Regions from separate parts of the Mus musculus genome. Here region 2 is linked to region 1. Evidence: chromatin contacts called from ENCODE Hi-C or POLR2A ChIA-PET data. All regions are on one chromosome and are shown on one strand. Each heading gives the region's core, a stretch centred on a gene start or an enhancer-like site at or near the end of the contact. The rest is flanking DNA. Distances are from core to core; before and after follow the strand shown. Region 1 has its middle 12 kb from the start of Gm33172. Region 2 has its middle 59 kb from the start of Gm33172.

Evidence for each region. A loop is a pair of places that touch in the nucleus more often than their neighbours do. ChIA-PET counts read pairs that join two places held with the same protein, here RNA polymerase II (POLR2A).
Region 2: a loop to region 1 is called in a map of left cerebral cortex, with 2.8 times the contacts of the local background. The contact joins two enhancer-like sites. A Hi-C loop is called at or near these places in 1 of 37 maps with a recorded cell type or tissue (left cerebral cortex). POLR2A ChIA-PET finds 5 or more read pairs at or near these places in 1 of 5 experiments (embryonic stem cell).

Annotation. Positions count from the first base shown.
Region 1 is chr13:110,669,061-110,674,337 of GRCm38, forward strand. No RefSeq gene overlaps it. Among named protein-coding and RNA genes, the nearest start is that of Gm33172, 12 kb to the right of the region's middle. Within about 2 kb of position 3,697, at least 1 of the 3 ENCODE cell types and tissues checked has a DNase peak (open chromatin) inside an H3K27ac peak, as active enhancers do; it is left cerebral cortex, where a contact is called at or near this core.
Region 2 is chr13:110,739,848-110,744,941 of GRCm38, forward strand. No RefSeq gene overlaps it. Among named protein-coding and RNA genes, the nearest start is that of Gm33172, 59 kb to the left of the region's middle. Within about 2 kb of position 2,130, at least 1 of the 3 ENCODE cell types and tissues checked has a DNase peak (open chromatin) inside an H3K27ac peak, as active enhancers do; it is left cerebral cortex, where a contact is called at or near this core.

The sequences.
Region 1 (5,277 bases), core at 2,447-4,946:
TTTTTAAAGAAAGTAGAGATGAAGATACATGTTCTGGGAAAAAGGGAATTGATGACTGCCACTGTCACAACCATGACATTCAAGGATTATAGTGAAATATCAGAGAACAGGGTGACAGTTCCTCTAGACAAGCAATGTTGTGGGTTGATGGTAAATATCAGAATCCAGGACAAAGGCACAACATGGATTCCTCTTGAATCTCCAATAGCACCGACTCTTACAGACTTTCTGCAGCATCTGAGGGGATATTCTTTTGCTCTAAGAAACCTAGCTGAGTAGTAGTGTCCTTTTGAAGCCCGGAGAGATAAGCAGCATTGTCTATTGCTATTTGTTTATATTTTACAACCATTATTGTTAAGAGTTTCAATCCTGATCCCGTCCTTGATCTGCTTGATGCATTTCCATTTTACTTTCAAACTAACTGACCTATGAACTGATGCTGGGTACGACAATGCTGTTTCAGGAAATATTAAAAATCGACCTGCAAGTTCCCGTCTTACCACTGGCAACTCTCTGTCCTGGCACAGTCCCTGGGCCTCGGCCTCTGGATCAGCCCCATCATCGGCAGACCATGGTGTTCCCCACGTGATCTGAGTCACTGCCTCAGAGCTGCCCAAATACTCTTAGCCCTGTGGTCGGTGGTCCCACCTTCCAGTAACCCAGTAAAACAAAATTCTAGACGCTTAATTAACAAGTCAGATTTATATATCAATAAATTCTCAATTCATAATAATTTCAGAGCCAATTGATAAATGATACAAGCTGGCCACCTTGATCAGACAAGTTATCCCAATTATTCTATCCCTATAATTATTCATAACCACCTGTAGCTATTTAAAAACACAGGGAGCCGGGAGTGGTGGCACATGCCTTTAATCCCAGCACTCGAGAGGCAGAGGCAGGCAGATTTCTGAGTTCGAGGCCAGCCTGGTCTACAAAATGAGTTCCAGGACAGCCAGGGCTACACAGAGAAACCCTGTCTCAAAAAAACAAAAACAAAAACAAACAAACAAACAAAAAGCCCACAAGGGATCAGGATCTTCTTTCTGTCCATCTACCTCCATCTTGACTTCTCTCTCTCTCTCCCCCAACTCCCGACTCTTAGCTCTGCCTCCTTTTTCCTGTCCAATCACAGTCCTTCTTCTGCACTAATATTTAAATAAATTGGACAGGGAAAATCCTGCCACACAGTGCCCTTCTTTTTCCTCCTATTTTCTTCAAGCGTTAGGATGAGTTATGTTGAGGAAAATTCTCAGTCGTCTGAGTGGTCATATGATGTCTCAAATGGATGTGTTTTCCATGCTGGGGTAGCTGCTATTGATCTTTCATGATAGAGAGTTTAAAGCCCAATGAAAACTTTAAAAAAGGAAGTTCCATTTAAAGTTTCTAGTAAAATAGAAGTTTGGCTTACTCAAACAATGAAGAGACCTTGAAGATAATGATGTTGACTTCCTATACCCTGAAGTGCTTCAGGAAGATAGCTTGGTGTTCCCAGGAGCGATCTCTGAAAATAACTGCCTCACAGACTCGCATAAATTACTTAGGATAAGTGAACTGGCTTTGTTAATTTTTCCAATCCCATTTTCTAGGACCAGCTTCTATTTACTGGTTAAGTTATTAGGACCTCGGTTAACCAGTTCATTGAGATACTGTTTGATACTACTATCAAATGTTTTAGCAATAATCTAGAATACCATGCCTAGTTACCCATAGTTCATTGATGGATTCTGAACTGGAGGAGTTGTTTTGTGTGTGTTTTGTTTTGTTTTGTTTTGTTTTATTTTATTTTATTGTTATTTTGACCTGGAGAAAGGTCCAGTGCCATGCTAATAATGTAAGAACCATCTGGATATGTGGCTGGAAATAGAATCCACAGTTATGCCTATTTTCACATCTAAAGTTGCTTGGAAATATAGACCTTCCAGTGTTAGCAGAAAAGGGGCGGAGTGAAACTCTTTCATACCCAGGAATCGTGCTTTACCCTCAAGCTGAACGACGTCAACATGGCTTCTATTTGTGGAACTCCTTCTGATTTCCTGTTTCTTCAGTACTGAGTAACCATTCTGGGCTTCTGTTTCTCCATACGCAAAATGGCAAAGAATACACCTCTAGGAGCTGTGAGCATGAACTAAGAAGGGAGAGCAATTGGATTTTTACAAGACTTCTCGAAAGTGACTGCAGGAGTGATGAGTTTCTCGTTGAAAAGTACTACTGACTTTCATAAAGGGCCTTAAAGGGACTTTCATAAAGAGGCAGTAGTGGGTTTCAGAAAGGTGCTCTAAGTCGAGCTGCAGTTCTCCATGTTCACGTGTAACAATGCACTTGGGACAATAAGAACAGGACCTGTACACTGTCATTGAAAGCTCAGCTTTGCATCAGTTAATCACATAGGAAACATGGTATGGAAATGCACACAGACTGGGAATAATTTAAACACATACACAATGCCACCTGGGTGCATTGAAGGCAGGAAATCTGGGAGAAGGGAGTAGAAGGTGACCTTTTAGTGCAAAAATATGAAAGAGAACAAGTCCTGAGAAGAACAGTAGGGAGCAGGGAAAAGGCTTTGAAATGAAAATGTTAAATAGCAAATAACCATTTGGAGATGCAGTGGCAAATGATTTAGAAGGCAGGTGTGTGCCAGTGCCTGGAGAGTAGAGAGTGGGCAGCCGGGGTCGGGGCCATGAAGGCTCGCTGTGTTGAAATCTCAAGTAAGGGTCTAATGAACCTTCTAGTGTGGGCAAGGTCGTTTTTTTCTGAACCTCGCCTACAACTCTTTCTGTGATCCGCTCTTGGTATCTTAGTTAATACATGCATCTAGGTCCCTAGCAAGATGCACTCATGGCTATTGATTAGCCTAATGAGGAACTAAAAAGGCAGGCAATTAGAAAAGAGAAAGCAGGCAGTTTATACCTCTAGCTGTCATCTGCAAAGAATAAAGGAGGAGAATCTACCTCAAGGAATCCATGTGATACCCAGGAAGGCCCTTTAACGGTATGTACTTGTCTCCTGAACCTCAGACGTATCAGAGCTGCTTTGTCCAATGCACCAGCTATTGGTCAAGTGAGGAAATTTAATGTCTTTAACTGCATTTCCAATAATGTGTATTAATGGATTCTATATAGGACAGGATACAATTATAGATATACATAGAAGTAAGTATATTATGAATGTATTCATGTCCCTATGACTATGTATGTGCGTTTCCATGGCCACGGAGACTTCTTTATCCTTTCACAATTTACTACAGTGGAGTATGCAAGAAATAAAAGATGTCACCTAGGGCTGCAGAGAGATGGCTAAGCAGTTAAGATTCACAGGTGCTCTTCCAGAGGACCTTGGTTTCAGTCCCGGCACCCATGTGACAGATAACAATGTGTGACTCCAGTTTCAGAGGATGTAGCCTCTACAGGCATCGTATACAGGCAAATCACTCATATGGAAAATCAAATTCATGACAATAGCACCAAAGACATAGCCCAAAACTCTATGGAGGGAGAGGAATAGGGAGATAAGTTGCAAGAAATGTAAGACTTTTGCCAAAGCTGTACTCTCTTTTTAGAAACACCTAGAATGGCATCAATATTGATCAGAACTTTAGCTCATTAAAACAGAGAAACCTTGCATTGTGATTTGCAAGTCCTGAAGGTGAAAGAACCCTAGCCACACATAAAAGTGTGTCTTACAAAAATGACACTTTTGTCTGCTGTGACAAAACATAATCTGTTGGTGACTCATATGGTGAGCTGTTGAACTTAAGTAACCCTGAGAGCTAAGCAAAACCAAGCACATATAATAATGGCAATCAGACTTTCACAAATGAGTCTTCCATGTTACTCAGGAAACCTTACATATCAAAAGAACACCAGGGCCAAAGGTGACATGTTCTAATGCATATATCAAAGTCTAGAGAGAAAGAGAATACTAGTGAGCCCACATAGTGTCTAAGATGCAGTGAATAAATCTTTGAGTTAGTGATTAGATAGAAAACATCAACAACAAACCCCATAAGTCTGAAGATATAACAAGTCCTATGGCTACAACTCACAAATAACATGTGACTGTGTCTATGAAAGCCATAATAGAGCCTGACTGGAACTGGGGTCTTCTTTAACTAATACCTGTGACTATGATCATATGCCAAGTCCTTGTCTAGGAGCCAGAGTCTGCCCTGTCCCATTCAATCCTCAGGATTTCAAAGTGTTGTTAACCCTCTTTTACACGGTGTAAAACTGTTCTAAAAAAGTCAAGGCATCTGCAGAGTGAAAATGAAAAAAAAACAAAAAACAAAAAACAAAAATTAAGGTTTTTTACTACTTTTAGTTGCAGCTGACATATGCCTAGGTAAGTGGAAAAAATAGATCAAGAAAAGGGGGTAGAAAGGAAGAGAAACCATTTTTTAAAGAGTGTATTGTCTTGCCCTTACCCCAGCTTTACTCATTAGTACAATAAATACAACTAAAAACAACTGAAGTATAACTGAAGAAAGCATGGAAGCTATGCTTTGGGTCTTTGGAAGGAGACTCTGGGAGTTGATATGACAGACAGTTCTGAACAATTTCAAGAAAGTTTAAGCTCTCTGAGCTGCAAGGAAGAGTGTGGCAGATGGGAGCCTGAAGTAGAAGGGTCCCTGAGGCTGTTCCCATTTGCTGAGGCTTATTTGAGGATCTTATTTCTTCATACATAAGCTCTGCGGCCTTGACAGATGGTTATAACAGAGTTTCACAGAGAATGCTATTCTCTGAGCAGAATTTTAAGCCTTAACTTACACTTAGCATTTTTTTCAAGCCATAATCTTCCACAGCACACAGAACTGAATGTACACAGTTGAACCACGTGCCTTTGATGCATACAATATCTTATAGTTTTCACATGGAATCTTTCATGATCATAAATCATGTTTTACTGTACCCCTCAAGTGGATACAGATTCTTAACCAAGTACTGTGGATAGAGAAATTAAAAGGGGCATTCAATAATATCATTGGTTTTATTCTGGGTTTCCCTTTACATGAATGCAGAGCTATGAAGAGAAACGTGTTAATTTCTCAGTCATGTATAGATATGAAAACTCCGAGATATTTGCTGTAGAGCTCATTCTCTACTCAATCTTATGTCTTGATGTATAAAGAGGAAAATATCATCTGAAGGGGTTCCTGTGAAAAAGAAAGCTGATAAAAGTGGAAGCATCCTTAAAGGTAAAATTTAGAGACATGTACAATGTAATCTTATACATAAGGACCACATCAACTTCATAGAACATGAGTATGATATACCC
Region 2 (5,094 bases), core at 880-3,379, 69 kb after region 1:
TACAGAAGTGAATGCTCATTGTCATCTATTGGATGGAACACAGGGCCCCCAATGGTGGAGATAGAGAAAGTATCCAAGGAACTGAAGGGGTCTGAAACCCTATATGTGGAACAAAAATATGAGCTAACCAGTACCCCCAGAGCTCATGTCACTAGCTGCATATGTAGCAGAAGATGGCCTAGTCAGCCATCACTGGGAAGAGAGGTCCCTTGGTATTGCAAACTTTATATGCCCCAATACAGGGGAACACCAGGGCCAAGAAGTGGGAGTGGGTGGGCAGGGGAGCAGGGTGGGTGGAGGATATAGGGAACTTTCGGGATAGCATTTGAAATGTATATAAAGAAAATATCTAAGAAAAAAGAAAAAGAGGACCAGAAAATGTACTGTTGGATCCAAGCCTTCAGATCAAAGAGAAGAGTTTAAGGAAAAACTTGAGGGAAAATGAATAAAGGGAGGGGCACCCTTAGGGCAACAAAAAGCTTGTGAAGCAAAGGAAAAACTTTGAACAAGTCAAAGCTTACGCAAATGTAATTCAAGGATAGGGTCAGAGCCCATCCCAAGCCAGCAGAAGAACTTGGCAGCTTCAGGCACAGGGGTGAATCTTTTCTAGATTCATTGGCGTCTCAAGGATATCGGAGATACTATAATCTTGGGATGCATGCCAAGGGTAAGCTGCAGACAGAAAGTGGAAAAAGCCCAGGAGAGAAAAAGTGTGCTGCAGTCAACAAAGCCGGCAGGAGTATGAGAAATCTAAGTCAGGCTTTAGAGTTTGTGCCATTGAACTTTCATCTCACTCTGGACCAGTATTTTCTCACCATGTTCCCTTTTCGACATTTGGAATGGTAACACATAGTCTGTAACATTGTTATTGGAATTTGTCATTTGCTTTTTAATTTAATTTAATTTAATTTAACTTAATTAATTTTTATTTTACAGGGATAATAGTTAAGAGAATGCCTGTGTCTCAAAAGGGACTTTGGGCATTTTAACAATCTTGAGACTGTTTGAGACTCTGGGGACCTTTGAAGTTGAACTGAATGCATTTTGCATTACGATATGGCTACAAGGCTTTGCCGGTCAGAAAGTGGAATGGGACGATTTAAATGAGAATGGTCCTTGTGAGCTCATATATTTGAATATTTGGTTCTTAGTTGAATTGTTTCAAAGAATTATGAGGTGTGGCCTCGTTAAAGGAGGTGACCCTGAGGGTAGTCCAAAACCCAAACACATTGCCTCCTGCCTGCAGATAACGATGTAAGTTAGGTACTGCTCTAGCTCACAACTCTAAGCAAGCCACCAATAACATGCTTTGTTCAGTAAGCTGCCTTTGTCATGGTATCTCCTCATAGCAATAGAACAGTAAGTAGGAAGCCATCCAAGAGAAACTATCAGGCTAGCTGATCTATACATTAATCACTTCTGTTGAGAGTATGAGCAATTCACTGTAGCTATTTCATTGAGTAATTTTTCCAATAAAATATTTTCATGAAATACCCACTACTAGAGAACATTAGCTCATGAAACGAGATTAAGACATAGTTCATTTTGATCTCTACCTTCTTGAAGCTTAACAAAAAGGAGAATAAAATTTTATCTTGAGGAAAACAAAGGACTCCGTTAAGAGCTGGCCCCTTTCCTCTCCCACTTGGTGTAATTTTAGTTGTATAATGACTTTCTCTCCACCAATCTCTGTCATATCACTATATACTTATTAAATGCTTCTGCCTTTTCTTCCCAAAAATCCTATGTATTTCTGATATAGTGTTCATTATATTCCAGTATCGGAACAATAGGTTTCTTGTCTTATACCAACTAGAGGAGAGCTTTTCGGGTGCTGATGAGTCATTCTAATTTTGCATTCTTAGTTTCTGATTCTGTGCTTGACATGCAATCTTTGTGCAATAAACGTGGTTAAGCAAACGAATGTCTGACTAGAAGAGTGCTTTTACACTTTAGTTTTCTAAAGCACTGGACTGTGCCGATGAATGCACAGACTGAAGCTGCGGATTTCCTGAGCATCTGTTGCTTCTGAGCATCCTCCTTCACTCGTCACGCCCATTGTATCGCCAAGGACTCCTGAGCACATTTTATTGTTGGGGAACAGCCACTGGCAATGTTGTTTCTCCTCAAGGGAAGAAAATTCTTTAAATCTGTAGGAATTTTGCCATGTACCTTTGATGTGAAAATTGTATCATCTATTTTTGGGAGAGTTTGCTGTTACATAAGAATATAAAGAAGGAAGCAGAGAGGCCACCAGTCAGCCTTCACAATCTGTAGGCTTTGATTTTCAAAGCAAAGACGGCAGATTAAACTCTCAAGTCTTGAGTTTTACTTGGAAGGAAAACAGGGTTCGGAACTTATTCACATCTGACGGGCTCAGTTTATAAATGGCAAAGCTGAATGCTTAAGCTCAGAGCTCCATCTGGCCTTTGCACCTGGGTTCCTACAGTGCACCCCACTATCAGCTTTTTGAAGGATGTCACTCTGAAACATGTTACTGTCTGCTGACATGTCTAGGAATTCTCAGCTGAAAACCCACAATTCTTTGTTGTTTGGACCAATGCAACTGTTGCTAACTGTAGTATTTATGCTAGCAGTTATTAACTCCTTTGCATCCTAGCTCAACATAATCCATTTCTTCCTTGATTGGGACTGTTATCATATTTGTCTCTGAATATCTCACACCTCTGTTTTCCTTTACTCCTGTATTCCCTTTTTATTTTCCTTCCATTCTCCTTTTCCAAGAATAAATGTGAGCAAAGTTGCTCGAGGTTAATGCTAACAAGCAGGAGATCATGACACTGGGTCTTGGGAACAGAATGATTTTTTCCTACTTGAAAGGTGAAGGTTTGAAAAGTAATTGTTCCAAGTAGCATCTTACATAAATGACACATCTAATTTTACCTTGTCAAATCGTTATGCAGATGATTAAACCTGAGGCTTCTTTTTCTACATAATAAATATGTTATAACCAGTGCTTACCAAACAAGATTTCAAGATTTATATTTATTCTGTATATGTATGTATATAAGTCATATATATATATGTTTATATATATATTTATAGTGAATATATTTTTAGTATGTAGATGCTTTTTGTCATCTGTTGCAAATATTTTATCCCATGATCCACATTGTTTCTTATTTAAATAGACTGTTGGGGGTTAAGGCTTGATCTAAAACCAACCATGGAATGCTTCTTACCATTTTTCACTAATCTAAAATAACCAAATTGGTTTGGGAAGGAGAGAAAATTTTTTTCTTAGAAAAGTATCTTTGTGGTTGCATTTGGTTTTGTGGTTAACACAGTCCTCTCCAAAAAAACCTCAGTAGAGGAGGTAGGTGACCCACAGGTATAATTATGGTCCCGTTTCCAAATTTAGATAATGTACCACAGGTTGGGCAACTCTTTGGGAGGCTAAACAAATGTTACAGCAATAGTTAGCTATAGATTCGATGTGAGAAAAGCCTGTGTATGTTTATGAACAAGTCCTACAGCTAAGGCAGCGTTCTTCCACTGCTAGTTAGCTGAGTCTCCTTTAAAAATAGATTTCAAGGCAGTACAATAATCAAATCACCATAGTTAACCCTCAGAGTAACCTTCTGGTGTTTACAGACTTATTTTTTAAATGATTATGACAGTAGATTTTAGATCCAGCAGATAGAAACTTACCACATTCTGTTCATGAAACTTTTAGACAGTATACTGCACCAATTTATGAGAGGGACCTTTGGCTTTTAGAACAAAGCAAATGAAAAAGGTAGTTCAGACAACGGCTCAAGTAACAATGTCAAGGATTTGTCTTTGCTGGGTAAGGAAGTTGACAGTATCTCTAATAATTTCCACTAACTCAATGAAGCCTACAATATAAGCAAGAACTGGAAAAGTACTTTGTACAACACACTACCTGCCTCCATCGAGACCTCACACCCAAATCATTCCATGTTTCTAAATTGCGGTGCTATTAACTTACATCTTTTACCATTTCTCTTCAGAATCACTCACCATGGTAGAGTATTATCAACTGTCCAAGTACCACACAGATAGGGAAGGCTTCAGTCAGAACATTCAGAACAAGCCTGATAGTTCTTAAGTATGATAAGTATGATCATCCTTAAGTAACCCTAACCCTAACCCTAACCCTAACCCTAACCCTAACCCTGATCGTTCTTCAGTAACTCTAACCCTAACCCTAACCCTAACCCTAACCCTAACCCTAACCGTAACCCTGATAAGTATGATCATCCTTAAGTAACCCTAACCCTAACCCTAACCCTAACCCTAACCCTAACCCTAACCCTAACCCTGATCGTTCTTCAGTAACCCTAACCCTAACCCTAACCCTAACCCTAATCCCTAACCCTAACTCTAGCCCTAAACCCTAACGCTAACCCTAACCCTAACCCTAACCCCTAACCCTAACTCTAACCCTAACTCTAGCCCTAAACCCTAACCCTAACCCTAACCCTAACTCTAGCCCTAAACCCTAACCCTAACCCTAACCCTAACCCTAAACCCTAACCCTAACCCTAACCCCTAACCCTAACCCTACCCTAACCCTAACCCTACCCTAACCCTAACCCTAACCCTAACCCTACCCTAACCCTAACCCTAACCCTAACCCCTAACCCTAACCCTAACTCTAGCCCTAAACCCTAACCCTAACCCTAACCCTAACCCTAACCCTAACCCTAACCCCTAGCTCCTAACCCCTAACCCTAACTCATGAATGGACTAGTTTTATGTCAACTTGACATGAGCTAGAGTCATCCAAGAGGAGGAAGCCTAAATTAATAAAACGCCTCCATAAGAACTGGCTGTAGGGCCTTTTCTAAATTAGGGATTGGTAGGTGAGGGCTAAACCCATTGTGAGGGATGCTATCCCTGGGTTTGTGGTCTCTTGATCTATAAGAAAGCAGGCTGAGGATGCCATAATGAACGGGGAAGTGAAAAACATTCTTCCATAGTCTTTGCATTAGCTCCTGCCTACAGTTACTGCCCTGTTTGAGTTTCTGTTTTGACTTCATTTCTTGGTGACTAGTGATATAGAAGTGTAAGCCAAATAAACTTTCTTCATCAAGTTGCATTTGGTCG